Linked DNA regions of Homo sapiens: region 2 is linked to region 1. The links are chromatin loops, found by intact Hi-C in ENCODE. Cell type or tissue: mammary epithelial cell. All regions are shown on one strand.

The links. A loop is a pair of places that touch in the nucleus more often than their neighbours do. Peaks named below come from ENCODE experiments on the same cell type or tissue, not always from the same donor. Only the 100,000 strongest peaks of a DNase experiment are listed, where the experiment ranks them.
Region 2: a loop joins it to region 1, with 4 times the contacts of the local background. A loop is called at or near these places in 2 of 110 quality-filtered maps.

What each region holds. Positions count from the first base shown.
Region 1 is chr9:105,897,163-105,905,162 of GRCh38, reverse strand. No RefSeq gene overlaps it. Among named protein-coding and RNA genes, the nearest start is that of TMEM38B, 210 kb to the right of the region's middle. In mammary epithelial cell, a CTCF peak has its summit at 3,504 (motif pointing left); no DNase peak of the experiment used is centred here.
Region 2 is chr9:106,106,602-106,114,601 of GRCh38, reverse strand. All of the region lies in intron 3 of LOC107987108 (a long non-coding RNA gene), which reads right to left. Among named protein-coding and RNA genes, the nearest start is that of TMEM38B, 420 kb to the right of the region's middle. In mammary epithelial cell, no CTCF peak of the experiment used is centred here; DNase peaks (open chromatin) are centred at 3,931 and 4,721; H3K27ac peaks cover 3,426 bases.

The DNA.
Region 1 (8,000 bases):
AGGTGATCTGCCCCCCTCGGCCTCCTAAAGTGCTGGGATTATAGGCATGAGCCACCATGCCCGGCCCAAGAACTTATTCATGTAACCGAAAACCACCTGTTCCCCACAACTATTGAAATAAAATTAAAAAATAAAAAATTAATAAAAATGAAAAGAAAAAAGAATCAGCCCAGCAAATTCAAGGCCTCCAGATACAACAGGAAGGAGAAAAGGAAGGAATGTACAATGTAGATGAGGATAATGAATAAGAGAAGAAAGGAACAAGATGAGATTGGAGAGGAAGACAATGGTCCAATCATTTAGGATTCATGTGAAGGGATTGGGTTTTATTCCCGAGGGTGATGGGAGGCCACTGGGGTATTAAGCAAGGAGGGACATGACTGCATTCATGATGTTTAAAAGATCACTCCAGCTGCTAGGTGGAGAATGATTGTAGAAGATAACAATGGTAGGATGAAGTGCAATCGGGAGGTCCTGGCAAGGTAAGCCGATGGCTTAGATCAGGCTGGACACAGTGGAGAGTGTAAGCATTGTCCAGATATTGGGCAGATTTTGGAGGTAGAGCCTGCAGTATGTGCTAGGGGATTGGACATCTAGTCAGATGGCAAATAACGACTTAAGAGTATCTCCAAGCGTTAGGACTGAACCTATGTTAGATGGTGGTGCCGTGACTAAGATGAGAAAGCCCAGAGAAGGAAGAGGTTTAGTAAAGAGAATCCAGAGTACCATTCTGGACTTGTTAAACTTGAATGTTTTAGGAGACAATCAACTGAAAATAAAGTTGGTAATTAACATACAGATTTGATTAGGCGGGCATGGTGGCTCACACCTGTAGTCCCAGCTACTTGGGAGACTGAGGCAGAAGGATCGCTTGAAGCCAGAAATTCAAGGCTGCAGTGAGCTATGATTGCAACACTACACTCCAGGCTGGGTGACAGAGTAAGACTCATCTCTTAATAAATACAAATTTTAAAATAAAACATATATATATAGATTTGCAAATGCATGGAGAGAAATCTGGGAGATTACCTACCTATCCTATAAAGGGATTTTCTCCAGGAAGTGGAAACGGAGGTAGAGGGAGGTGACATGGAGATAGGAGCTGCTTCTACATTTTACCTTAAATACAATAATAAGGTTTGAAAATTTTTTACGATGAATACATATTACTTTTGAAATTTAATTAAATGAATACATATAAAAGAAGAGTAACTAGGTGGTTTTCAAATTTTTCCACAGAGCTTTTTCTTCATTCAAAGTCTTATTCTGAATGCTCTTCCTACTCTCATCATTCAGGCCTCAGCTCAGCTATGACCTCAGAGAGCCCATCCTTAACCACCCAGTCTAAAGGAGCTCCACCTCTTCCTCCCCGCACCTAACTTTGTTGCATATCCTGTTTCATTGTGTTCCTACCACTTACCACCCAAAATTAATGTCCATTTGTTTACTTGTCTCCCCTACTAGAGTAAAATTACCAAGAAAGCAGGGACCTTATATGCCATGTTCCTCAACTAGTACTAGAATCTAAAACCATGGATTGCAAATAGTAGGCACTCAATAAATAGGCTTTTGATTTAAAATAAACTCCAATTTGGCCGGGCGCGGTGGCTCAAGCCTGTAATCCCAGCACTTTGGGAGGCCAAGGCGGGTGGATCACGAGGTCAGGAGATCAAGACCATCCTGGCTAACACGGTGAAGCCCTGTCTCTACTAAAAATACAAAAAAAATTAGCCGGGCATGGTGGCGGACGCCTGTAGTCCCAGCTACTCAGGAGGCTGAGGCAGGAGAATGGCGTGAACCCGGGAGGTAGAGCTTGCAGTGAGCCGAGATCTCGCCACTGCACTCCAGCCTGGGTGAAAGAGCGAAACTCTGTCTCAAAAAATAAATAAATAAATAAATAAAAATAAATAAAATAAAATAAAATAAACTCCAATTTGTCTTCAAGATAAAAAGCTGAGTGGCGCCGGGAGCGGTGGCTCATGCCTGTAATCCCAGCACTTTGGGAGGCTGAGGCGGGTGGATCACGAGGTCAGGAGATCAAGACCATCCTGTGAATGGTGAAACCCTGTCTCTACTAAAAATACAAAAAAAAAAAAAAAAACAATTAGCCGGGTGTGGTGGTGGGCACCTGTAGTCCCCGCTACTCGGGAGGCTGAGGTGGGACAATGGCGTGAACCCGGGAGGCGGAGCTTGCAGTGAGCGGAGATAGCGCCACTGCACTCCAGCCTGGGCGACAGAGCGAGACTCCGTCTCAAAAAAAAAAAAAAAAAAAAACCTGAGTGGCTTCGATTGAATTGAGGCAGGAGTCTAGAGTCTCACCTAATGCCTCTCTCTCTGCTTCCTTCACACCACCACTGACTGCTCTGGGGCACATCGGGGGTCCCCTAGTGCCCTGCAGGAAGCAGGGTAAAAACCACAGGATTGCCTGATGGCTCGGGTCTTTCCCAGCTCTATAGCGGTTTAATCTGGGCCCCTTCTCTGGAGCCTCACCTCTCTCAGACTTCCTCCAACCCAACCAGAGCAGCTCTGGTCCAAACTCAGCTTCAAGTACCACCATCTCTTTCCAGTTGCCCTCTACCACCTCGACTGCCCTTACTTAGGCACCCCACCTCCCAGATGCTCCAGGCACTGCCCACCAAGGCTCCAAACCATGGAGTCACCAGTGAGTGTCCACCCTGGCTCAGCCCTCTGCGAGGCACCAAAGATCCGGAAACAAGCCATCCAGGGGCCTGTCTGCTCACAGCCATTCATGGGGACTAAACCAGGCAGAGTGGACTAACGGAGCTCTCTGGCATTCTGGTGGCTCTCAGGTGCATGTGGTCAAATCCAACTGAGTCCTTGGTTTTCTTTTCAAGCCTTCCTGACTATCCTGAGGCCATACAGTCACAATTAATAAAGATTGCCTGTCTTTGTGTACTTGGTTGCTGTCTTTATGAGATATGGATGATAGCATTGCCCCCCTTCCAAGAAAGGGAAATGCCATCTGTCTCTCTTGCTTGGCCTCAGTGCCACTTCAAGCAGGGGTCAGCAAGTATCCCTGGGCACTGTCTTCTGCCCCTTCTGTGGCCCAGATGGAACAGTCCTCATCCTCAGACCACACTCCTCCCCAGCCTCAGCACAGGCATAGGGCTTGCCTATGTGCCTGCTGCCTGCCTTGGTCTGGGCCAGTATCTCTCTGCAAGAGCCTTGCACAGAGCCAGGAACACCACAGGTGTTCAGCAGCCCTATGTAAAGGTAAGCCCTGACACTTTCAGGACCTTAGGCAGGTCAGAATTGCCTTCCTTAAGCCCAGGATTGCCCCCTGGCTACTGGCTTTGCTTCTCCTCTGTGTGGCAAGAGGGTGGAATCTCAGGTAAACAGAGCCTCAGGGGTAAAGTCCCAAGAGGCTAGAGCAGTGGAGAACGCTCTGGACTTCCTAACCTCAGGGATTCTCAGGAAAGAGAGGGAGGCAGGAACACACTGACCCCTTCCCCAGAGCCCAGCACACGGTGCTCAGGGGCCACCTGCTGGCAGTCAGGGGCATGTGTGACTCTGGGGGTGGGGCTGCTTAGGCCCAAGGCTTCTGCAGAGACACACACGGAGCACATGGATACATGATGTGCACGCATGCACACATACCTACTTTCCACATATCCAAGCATGTATGTGCACACATGGAAAAATGCATGCACATACAGACCTGAGCCCAAGCATGCCAAGCACATGGACATAATGCCATTACATGTGAACTCATAAGCATGCACTTGCAGACAGCCCTGGGTACACAGGTACATGTACACAATTGCATATATATGTGAGCCTGAGCCCTGGCTGAGACCTTCTCCCCTATGATCTCTTTACAAATCCCTTCCTCCCATATATTACCTGGGGAAAGACAGAAGCCACATGGCCTCTGCCCCCTACCCTCCTCTTCTGAGGAGACAGGTATTGCTCAGTCCGTGGCTTAGCTATCAAGAAGACCCCCTCATGGGGTCTCAGCTCCACCTAAGCAGAGGACTAACCTATCTGCACTTTCTCCTCATCTGCGGCTTATGGTGCATGGGGCAGAGGTGGGCTTTGACAGCATGAAGACACAGACCTGAGGACCTTGGTTGACAGTAATTTCTATATAAGGAATGGCTGCCCACTAAGTGCCACAAGGTAGGCAATAGCAGCAAAAGTGTGGAATCTAGAAAGGTGGGAGGTGATTCCCTTGAACCCTCTGGGAAGCTGAAGCTGTAGGCTGACATCTCCAAAACAGTGTTCAAGGGCTGATAGAGCCTCAGAAACCCAGGTTCAAGGATGAGGAAGGAAACTAATATTTATTGAATGCCTACTCTGTGCAGGCATTGTTCCTGTGTTTTCTCATTCCATCCTTACTTCCCTAAAAGGTAAGGAGTATTATTAGTCTTCATAACCCCTCATAACAATCTATCACCAAGTCTCATTCTTTTCTTTCTTAATAACCCTCAGATTTTTCCACTGGTGCACCACCAAGTCTGAACCTCCATTAGCTCTTGCCTGGGCACTGGCACAGCCTCCTACCTGGATGCACTTCTTGTCCCATCCAATCTACTCTTCATAATTCTAACAGACTGGTTTTAACAACATGAAACTAAGATTCCTTTAATGGCATCAATGACTTCTTGTTCTAAGGCCAAGATCAAAATCTTAATCTCTGCTTTGCACATCCTCACTTACCTCTCTAGGCTCATTGGCACCACTTACCCCTCATGTGCAGATTCTCTGTGGCCGCCTGGCTGGAGACTGCCCGAGACTGCCTAAGACTAAGAGTTCCCAGGGGGAGGGGCAGCCACCATCACTGTGGCTGCTTGCTGACTAAGATGACAGCTCCCTGGGAGAGGAGTGGCAGCCATCACTGCAGCTCCAGTCTGCCGTTTTTCCCTGCTGGTGCCAAGGAAACTGGGTAGTTTGGACCCAGGAGGAATTCCCCATAGTGCAGCACAGTGGCCGTGGCAGATTGTAGCCAGACTGCCTCTTTAGGCCAGACCCGGACCCATTCCTCCTCACCAGGTGGGGCCTCCCTGTGGGAATTTCAGCAACTCCAGCCAAGGGTTTATGGACAGAATTCTGATCTCCCTGGAATAGAGCCCCTGGAGGGAAGAGAGGCTGCAGATTCCATGTATCAGCAGACTTAGTCTTTCCCCCTGCTGGCTCTGAGGAATCAGGCAGTATGGACAAGTGGGATTCCCCCCAGTGCAGAGGACCACCTCCACCAAGAGGCAGCCAGAGTGCTGCATTAAGCAGGTCCCTGATCCTGTGCCTCCTGACTGAGTGAGACCCCACAACAGAGGTCACCAGATACCTTATACAGGAGCATTCCTACTGATACTGGGTCGGTGCCACTCTGGGACAGAGCTCCCAGAGGAAGGAACAGGCAGCCATCTTTGCTGTTCTGTAGCCTCCACTGATGACACCTCAAGGGACAGGAGGGACTTAAGTAAATAGGGTCTGGAGTGGACCCCCAGCAAACCACAGCAGCCCTATGAAAGAGGGGCCTTACTGTTAAAAGAAAAACAAACAAATGGAGAGCAACAACAACAACATTAACAAAAGTCTCCACAAAAAAACCATCCAAAGGTCAGCAGACTCAAAGATCAAAGGTAGATAAACTCATGAGGATGAGAAAGAATCAACAAAAAAATTCTGAAAACTCAGAAAGTCAGAGTGCTTCTTCCCTTCCAGATGACGACAATACCTCTCCAGCAACTGCACAGAACTGGGCTGAGGCTGAGATGAATGAACTGACAGAAGTATGCTTCAGAAGGTGGGCAGTAATGAACTTCACTGAGCTAAAGGAGCATGTTCTAACCCAATGCAAAGAAGCTAAGAACCATCATAAAACATTACAGGAGCGGTTAACCAGAACACCAGTTTAGAGAAGAACATAAATGACCTGATGGAGCTGAAAAATACAACATAAGAACTTCATAATGCAACCACAAGTATCAATAGCTGAACAGACCAAATGGAGGAAAGAATTTCAGAGCTTGAAGACTATCTTGCTGAAATAAGACAGGCAGATAAAAATAGAGAAAAAAGAATAAAAAGGAATGAAGAAACCCCAAGAACTATGGGATTATGTAAAAAGACCAAACCTATGACTGACTGGGGTACCTGAAAGAGATGGGGAAAACGGAACCAAGTTTGAAAACATACTTCAGGATATCCAGGAGAACTTCCCCAACCTAGCAAGACAGGCCAACATTCAAATTCAGGAAATCCAGAGAACCCCAGTAAGATACTCCATGAGAAGATGAACCCCAAGACACATAATCATCAGATTCTCCAAGGTTGAAATGAAGGGAAAAAAATGTTAAGGGCAGCCAGAGAGAAAGGACAGGTCACCTACAAAGGGAAGCCCATCAGACTAACAGCAGGCCTCTTAGCAGAAACCTTACAAGCCTGAAGAGATTGGGGGCCAATATTCGACATTCTTAAAGAAAAGAATTTCCAACCTAGAATTTTGAATCTGGCCAAACTAAGCTTCATAAGCAAAGGAGAAATAAAATCCTTTTCAGAAAAGCAAATGCTGAGGGAAATCACCACCAGGCTCTGCCTTGCAAGAGCTCCTGAAGGAAGCACTAAATATGGAAAGGAAAAACCGTTACCAGCCACCACAAAAACACACTAAAGTACAAAGACCAATGACACCATGAAGCAACTACATCAACAAGTGAAAAATAACCAGCTAGCATCATGATGACAGGATCAAATTCACACATAACCATAATAATCTTAAATGTAAATGGACTAAATGCCCCAATTAAAAGATGCAGAATGGCAAGCTGGATAAAGAGCCAAGACCCATTGGTGTGCTGTATTTAAGAGACCAACCTCATGTGCAAAGACACACAAAGGCTCAAAATAAAGGGATGGAGGAAAATTTACCAAGCAAATGGAAAGCAGAAAAAAGCAGAAGTTGCAATCCTAGTTATGGACAAAATAGACTTTAAAACTAACAAAGATCTAGAAAGACAAAGGGTATTACATATTGGTAAAGAGTTCAATTCAACAAGAAGAGCTAACTATCCTAAATGTATATGCACCCAATACAGGAGCACCCAGATTCATAAAACAAGTTATCTGAGACCTACAAAGTGACTTAGACCCTCACGCAATAATAGTGAGAGACTTCAACACCCCACTGTCAATATTAGACAGATCACTGAGACAGAAAATTAACAAAGATATTCAGGACTTGAACTCACCTCTGGATCAAGCAGACCTGATAGATAGCCACAGAACTCTCCACCCAAAATACAACAGAATATACATTCTTCTCAGCGCTACACGACACTTATTCTAAAATCAATCACATAATTGGAAGTAAAACACTCCTTAGCAAATGTAAAACAACTGAAATCATAACAGTCTCTCAGACCACAGTGCAATTAAATTAGAAATCAAGATTAAGAAACTCACTCAAAACTGCACAACTACATAGAAATTGAAGAATCTGCTCCTGAATGACTCCTGGGTAAATAATGAAATTAAGGGAGAAATCAAAATCTCCTTGAAACCAATGAGAACAAAGACAATGTATCAGAATCTCTGGGATGCAGCTAAAGCGGTGTTAAGAGAGAAATTTATAGCACTAAATGCCCACATGAGAAAGCTAGAAATAACTCAAATCAGCACCCTAACATCACAACTAAAGAAACCAGAGAACCAAGAGCAAGCAAACCCCAAAGCCAGAAGGCAAGAAATAACCAAGATCAGAGCAGAACTGAAGGAGATAGACATACACACACACACACACACACACACACACACACACACACACCCCTTCAAAAAAATTCAATGAATCCAGGAGCTGGATTTTTGAAAAAATTAATAAAATAGACCACTAGTTAGACTAAAAAAAGACAGAAGAATCAAAAAGACACAATAAAAACTGACCTCACAGAAAGACAATCATCAGAGAATACCACAAATAGCTCTATGTGAATAAACTAGAAAATCTAGACGAAATGGATAAATTCCTGGACATATACACC
Region 2 (8,000 bases), 210 kb before region 1:
GAATTCTGAAGGCCCATAGGGATGCAAAAGCCTGAATGTTCTGCAAATACCAAGTAGTTCTGGGCCCCGTAAAGTATAGACATTTCTATTTCTCTACAGAGCATTTTCTTCTTCCCTGAGCCAACCCCACTTTCAAAAGGCATTTTTTTCCCCTTGCTACTCTTAGCCAAGCATCCAGCATTATAAGAATATTACTGTGATGCCACATTTTACTTTGGGCCATTCTTCATTTTCTATAAAATCTTCAGATAAAATGTCCCAGATAGCACTTTTCTCAGTGGCTTTCAACAGTCACTTTCTCTTTATTTCCAAATGCACAGATGAGCTCTGTTCAATGAAGAAACACATTAATAGCAACCTCTCTATTCCCTCTAGGCTACTTGCAAGTCTTTCTGTGTTTTTAGTCTTCACCAAGCTCCAAAACCAACCACATTGAGTGATGTGAATACCAGGTTTCTCATTTTGGTAACGAGGTGACTGGATTGGAGTCTGCAGATTAATAAATAGAAAAAAAATTGACACAAAAATCACGGGTTTAAAACAAAAAAACGAAGAGATTATGATAAAGATTAAGAAGGTGATTCAAAAAAAAAGAAGACACAAAATATTCCCATTTTATCTAGAGTGGCAAAAAACTCCAGTATAAACCGGGCAATGCTGAGCTGCTCTTTAATAACACTGGAGATAAGGAACACAAACTCAGAATGGGAAGCATATGTGTAGCAAAATACAAGGCTGGGGGCTTGGGATTCAGATCAGACAGAGAAAGGGGTTGTTGATTTAAGTGGTGTGGGAAAATGGGGAAGGTATTGCTTAAAGCAGAAACCAATGTTGTTTATTTGGGAGACAAGCTCAAGAATATTATTATGGCAGAGTCAAGAAGTTATCTCCTGTGAATTGTCTTGAATAATGGGGGGAGTGAGAGAAGCTCACGGCGTATGACATTTAGAATTGCAATTTCTAAGCAGAGCACCATGTCTGATATATCATTTATTGTCTCTGTCTCCATCCTTCCAGAGCCACATTAAGGACAGATGTGAACCTCACTTCCCTAGGTCTCCATTTTCACATTGATTTGGAGGACATTTATTTCCCCCTTCACAACAGAATCATATTTTTTCCCCTCTCGGAAGGTTTAGCTCATCACTAAATATTCAAGTCTAGGAAGCAATTTTTTTCTCTGTGCATGATTTGTCTCTCTGGAACTGAACCCCTTTGGTTGAAAGCAAGAATCTATACAAATAAATGGCACACATGAAGAGAGAGTGGGGGTGGATGAGTGCAGAAGATTTCTCAAGTTGTGATGGAAATTTGCACTTCAGTCTTCCCATTTTAGCTGATTTTACAGGAAGGAAGAAACAATACTCATCTGATCAGGTATCAGATCCTGCTGGCTTAGAAGATTCAAAAGGCAGATTCAATTACTATGCCGTATACTCCTACTTCCTGCTGAAAAACATTATGCATATGTGCACATTCTCGTGGTCGCTCTTTTGAAATGGGGTTTCCACACAATCCTCACCGCATTTCAGGCGGAAATGAAGTGATGCCATGTACAGACATTCTAATTTGGTAGATTTGATGAATTTTAGAGCTGGAAGGGATCAATATACCCATTTATTTGGTAGCTGGAGAAACTAAGGTGTCAGAACTTATCTGACTTGGTCAAAGCAATGTATCCTCACAAGCATCTGCATATTCATATGTTTTCTTTAGCACTATGGAATTGTTCTGTTTTCTACATGTATGTAGGAATCTTCCAATTCGCATTGGGTCTTTGCCAAAGCTGGGCACTGGAGCCCAGGGTGCAGCTTAACATAATAAGAATGCCATGCTTCCTTACCAAGGTCTTGCAAGCTCTCTGAGACACTGCAAGGGTGCAGGGGACAGGTGCAGCCACTCTTACAAACCTAAACTGCAGCCCACTTGTGGTCTTGGGGAAAATGGCTTTCCCCTATTCCAACTGTCCTGCGTCCCATGCGAAGGCACTAGCCACTTCCCTCTCCCCTATGATCCCCTCAATAAACTGAGGCTTTTAAAAACAAAGGCCAGCAATGTCTGTTGTCTTCAAATAACTTCTGTTTTCAGCTCTGCAACTAAACCTCTGGAGAAAAGAGATCACAAAACACAAATTAATATTAACAAATTATTCTGCCACACTTGCCTTATATATTTCTACCCCTGGAGCCTTATGGATGCTGTGCCTTCTACCAGGGATGTTATTCCCCTTCTCTGAGCTATCTGAGTTTTGTCATCTTCAAGTTCCCCTGTCATCCAGGAAGGACTTCCTGACCTCTTCACAGAACTCCTAAGCCAGTCCCTGTTTTTGCCCCTGGCTTTGTCTTTCATGTCTCTGGCTTATATGACTTTTTTCTCCAGCTTATTAGTTCCCCAGGGGAAGGCACTGTGTCATTGGCTTCTTTGTACCCTTCAAATTACCTAAGAAAGTGCAAGTCACGTGGCTTGGAGTGAGTTTTGGGTTTGAATCCTGAGTAAAGTCTTATTTTGCCTCTTTGACGTATCACAATAATCTCAAAATGTGGCTGGTAGTATTTTTTCTCAATAGCTTTATTGTTTTCTTTCTGATTATATAGATGGCGCATTCTCATTGTAGAAAATTCAAAAACCACATGGTACTATAAAAAAGAAAGTAAAGGTCACATGAAATTCTACCTTCCTTATGTAAGCACCATTAACATTTTCTTGGCCATCTTTTACATCTCTCTTTATGACTATATAGTATATCTATTTTGTACACACACAAATATATTTGTATTGTATATAAAGAGGATTATTTTATACATACCTTTTAAAAATGAAGAATATTAAAGATCATATACAAAAATGTCAAGCAACACTAGTTGAATAAAAAATAATTTAATCTGGCCTTCAATCAGCAATCTTAAATGAATAAACAGTATTTCCCACAGTACGTTGAGAATAAAAGAAAGCAGGAGATGGCCCCTAAGCCACCTTCCTGTCTCTAGGCAGGATCCACTGAAAATACTCCATTTAAATTAGCCCAAGGCCCAGAGTGTGCAGCACAGAGGGCAAATGAGCATTCTAATTGGAAATTCAATACCCGACACTAAGATCAGATTTCTTCAGCCTAACGCGGCTTTCAGACATCATATGTATTCTCAGTTTACCAGCTGGAAGCATTGAAAGAGATGGACAAAGCTACACACCTTGGGTAAAATGTTTACTAAAGCTAAAATAAACTACACCAGACTGATGTGTATCTTCCCTGGAGATCTTACAGAAGAGACGTCAGCCTCCAGAACCCAGGGAAAAAACTCAGCTTTCTTATCTTAAATTATCCTGTTTTCATTTAAGCCTGTTTCCTCTCGTTCTACCCCTAGTGGCAAGAGAACAATTATTAAGTCAGTTCCCTTTTCTTCCCTTCTCTTCTCACCCTGGCCACACACATGCCCTTCTGCAGGCCTAATAATTTTAATTTCCCTTCCTCCCCAGGTCCTTTAATCACCTTTTGTGGCTGTGCTCTGAATATTCCCCACTCTCTACAGCCCTTTTAAGGGTATGTAAACTCTGAGTTCCTACTACTTTCAACCAAACTGAAAGAGAAACATTTCACAACCCCATCATTCCTTCTTAAACCTGAGACATAGCCACATCTCATCTATCAGGAATAAAATTAAAATTTATGTTAGAAAACTGAAAGAGCCATCTCCCTTTAATAGTCCTCATTTAAAGATCAAATTCAAACCTATGAGAAATTCTGTTCTCATAATAAGCAAATCTTTCCCACTGTAGGACAACATCCTATACTGTCTATACAGTGGCAAACTTCACACAGTTTCTCCTCCAGTCCTGTGCAGAGAGGCTAGAGTCTACCTTTTAGTTAGAGTGATCCATCATCACCCATTTACACCACCAGAAATATGACTAACAGATTACGAATGTCTCTTCTTTTGTCGACCAATTTGTTGGAATACAATACCTGCTACAACACATAATAGTTCTGCTGTCCTATTCACAGACACACAGGAGGTGGTCATAACATAGGTGTGTGCTTCAATAGAGACTCTTTTCAGCCAGATGGGCAGGACTGGTAGTGGCCTGGGCTTCCCACCTGGAAGGGCACAGATATCCAGAGCTAGGACCTTGATTTTCTCACATTATCCTATTTTTTAATGATATTTATCATTACTTTTTTTCATTTTTATAATTTTTTGTAGAGGCAGAGTCTTGCTATATTGCCCAGGCTGGTCTTAAACTCCTGGTCTCAAATGATCCACACCTGCCTTGGCCTCCCAGAGTGCTGGGATACAGGTGTGAGCCACCATGCCCAGCCACTAATGATTTATTTTCTTTCTTCTTGTCTGTCTCTTTCACTAGATGGTAGAAGAGGACCTTAGTTTTGCTCATCAATATCTCACTTTCTCAGTGAGAAATATACCAAACTGCAAAGTCCCCTGCATACACTAACCCTGGCATATCTGATCCTTGTTATCTTGCTGTACTTTTTCTTTTCCTTTTTCTCATAGCTTCTATTATCTTCTAACAAATTATATCATTAACTAGGTAGGATGATGTATTAGTCAGGGTTCTCTAGAGGGGCAGAACTAACAGGATAGATGTATAGATGAAGAGGAGTTTATTAAGGAGTATTGACTCATACGATCACAAGGTGAAGTCCCCCAATAGGCCATCTCCAAGCTGAGGAGCAAGGAAGCCAGTCTGAGTCCCAAAACCTCAAAAGTAGGGAAGCTGACAGTGCAGCCTTTGTTTGGTCTTTGGCCAAGGCCCAAGAGCCCCTGGGCAAACCACTGGGGTAAGTCCAAGAGTCCAAGAGCTGAAGAACTTGGAGTCTGATGTTCGAGGGCAGGAAGCATTCAGCACAGGAGAAAGATGAACGCCAGAAGACTCAGCAAGTCTGCTCTTTACAACTTCTTCTGCCTGTTTTATTCTAGCCATGCTAGCAGCTGATTAGATTGTGCGCACCCAGGTTGAGGGTGGGTCTGCCTCTCCCAGTCCACTGACTCAAATGTTAATCTCCTTTGACAACACCCTCACAGATACACCCAGAAACAATACTTTACATCCTTCAGTCCAATCAAGTTAACACTCAGTGTTAATCATCAAAGGTGAATATGATTTATTGTCCATTTCTCCTTGTGAGAAAGGTCCATGAAAGCTGAAATCCTCATCTGTTTTGTTCACAGAATGGAACTGAAAGAATGGCACACACACAAAAAAGGTGTTCAATAAATATTTATCAAATGAATGAAAATTCGCTGTACCCCAAGCTCCTGTAACACTGCCTGGCATATAATAGTGGCTCAATAAATATTTGCTGAATCTAGGACTCTGGCAGTAGGGAATTTGCTTTCCCATGGAAGCACCTGGGTTAAGAAACGTTTTCTCCAGTGTCCAAACACTTGGCCCTTCTATGTCTTTCACTCATTTTCCTATGTCTCTAGTTAATGGCACATAGTAACTAAACATTTAATAAGTTAATTAAACAATTAATAAGTTACTGAGTTGATTTTACTCAGTGACTCAGTGCTGCATGAATAATGACTGACACCTCATGTCTGAAATGCTTTTCTGACTATCTATCCTCCAATATCAAAAGTAACCTATTCCATTTACATTTTAATTTAACAAACATTTCTCTCCTGAATACCTACCCTATTTTAGTCACTATGCTAGATATTGAGTGGGATAATCAATGACAATAATACAACATGTTTATTGAGAATTTACTTAGTGTCAGGTACCATGCTAAGCACTGAACATGTATGATCCCATTTACCCTTCATAATAACCACGTAAGACAGGAATTACTGTTATGCCCATTTTACAGACAGAAACTTAAGCCTTGAGAGGTAACTTGTCCGAAGTCAGGTAGTAAGCTGGGACAGGAAACAGGCTAAGCCTGGATGCTTATCCAGACAACCTTAACCCAACACTCACACTTTTAAGCCCCAAAACAACTTAACAATGAAGAACAATCAAAATCTTTTTCTCAAGGAAAAGTGGGCATATTTGGAGAGAAAACCATTTTCAAAAATTTTGAGTCATTCATCTTTTGGTTTCCATGCCCTGCATAGAATACTGCACAGATTGAGTAATGAATACATTTTTGCTAAAAGAATAAATAATATTAAGCAATAAAAGGAGGTAAAACTACAAGAGGTAAATATCAGCTCTGACTGGAGGAAGCTGGGAATAATCCAGGACAACGGAAGCAGAACCTGAAAGAATATATGAGATTCTAAAAGATCAAGAGGAGGGTCATTCTTAGTACAGAATGCATTAGCTATCTATTGCTGCATAACAAATTAGACCTGAAAGAATACATGGGATGCTAAGAGATCAAAAGAAGAATTATTCTTAGTAGAGCATGTATTAGCTATCTATTACTGCATAACAAACTACTTAAAAAGCCAGTAGATTAAAACAAAAATAAACATTGATTATTCTTACAGTTTCTGTGGGTCTGAAATTCCAGAGCATGCTTGCTGGGCAATTTTATCTTGCAATTTCTCATGGAGTTTCAGTTAAGATATTGGCTGGGGCTGTAGTCATTTGAAGGCTTGACTGGCAAGAAAATTTTCATTCAAGGTGATTCATTTACACGGCTGGAAAGTTGTGGCTGGTTGGTGGTGGAGGCCTCAGTTCCTCCTCACAGGGGCCTCTTCATAGGCTGTGTGAGTGTCTTCATAGCATGGAAATGGGCTTTCCCTAACATAAGCAATCAAAAGAAGAGAAAGAGCCAACAGAAGCTACCTTCTTAATGATCTAGCCTCGGAAGTCATATGACATCTTTTCTGCCACATCCTATTTGTTAGAGGCAAGTCATGAAGTCTGACTCACATTCAAGGGAGGGAAATCAGGCTCCATTTTTAAAAGAGAGGAGTGTCAAGAATTTTTAGACATATCTTAAAACCACCATGGAGGCAGGTCCTGAAAAAGCACAGAGCGTGTTCTGAAATGACAAATTATCCAGTGTTCCAGTTAATGGACTTTTATAAACTGGTGACCTCTCCCATTTTCACTATTTTCATATCACCCCATCAATGTCTTATACTTCGATCATTTGATGTTGGTCATTGTACAGAACAAATCTTTCAACATTTCTTCCCCAGTTCATCCATTTGTTCACTTTATTTAAATCTAGTTTTATTCTGTGTGGTTAGCACTAGAAATACAAAAATAAAAGACATGGCTCTTGTTTCAAGGAGTTTTATAGTCCATTTGATAAATCACATATGTAGTATATATAATAACCACATACTGGCCAGGCCTGGTGGCTCACGCCTGTAATCCCAGCACTTTGGGAGGCCGGCGTGGGCAGATCACGGGGTCAGGAGTTCAAGACTAGCCTGGTCAACACAGTGAAACCCTGTCTCTACTAAAAATACAAAAATACAAAAAAAAAAAAAAAAATTAGCCAGGATGGTGGCGGGCACCTGTAGTCCCAGCTACTTGGGAGGCTGAGGCAGAATCGCTTGAACCTGGGAGGCGGAGGTTGTAGTAAGCGGAGATCATGCCACCACACTCTAGCCTGGGCGACAGAGACTCCATCTCAAAAAATAAAATAAAGTAACCATATATTATATTCCAAAAACCATTATAGAAGTATATACAAAGTGCCATGGTAGTATGTAGGAGATTAATTTCCTTCATGGAAGGGACCATGTTTTTCCTCCTAAGGAGTTTAAACCTCATTTTTCATTCAATAAAGTTTTTTTGGTTTTGGTGTGTTTTTTTTGCTTTGTTTTGGGGTTTTTTGTTTGTTTGTTTGTTTTTTGAGACAGGTTCTCAGTTTGTCATTCAGGCTGGACTGTAGTGGCATGATCTCAGCTCACTGCAGCCTTGACTTTCCAGGCTCAAGCCATCCTCCCACTTCAGCCTCCCGCCACTTCATCCTCCCACTTCAGCACATGCCACCACACTTGGCTAATATCTGTATTTTTTTTGTAGAGTCGATGTTTCACCATGTTGTCCAGGCTGTACTCAAATTCCTGAGC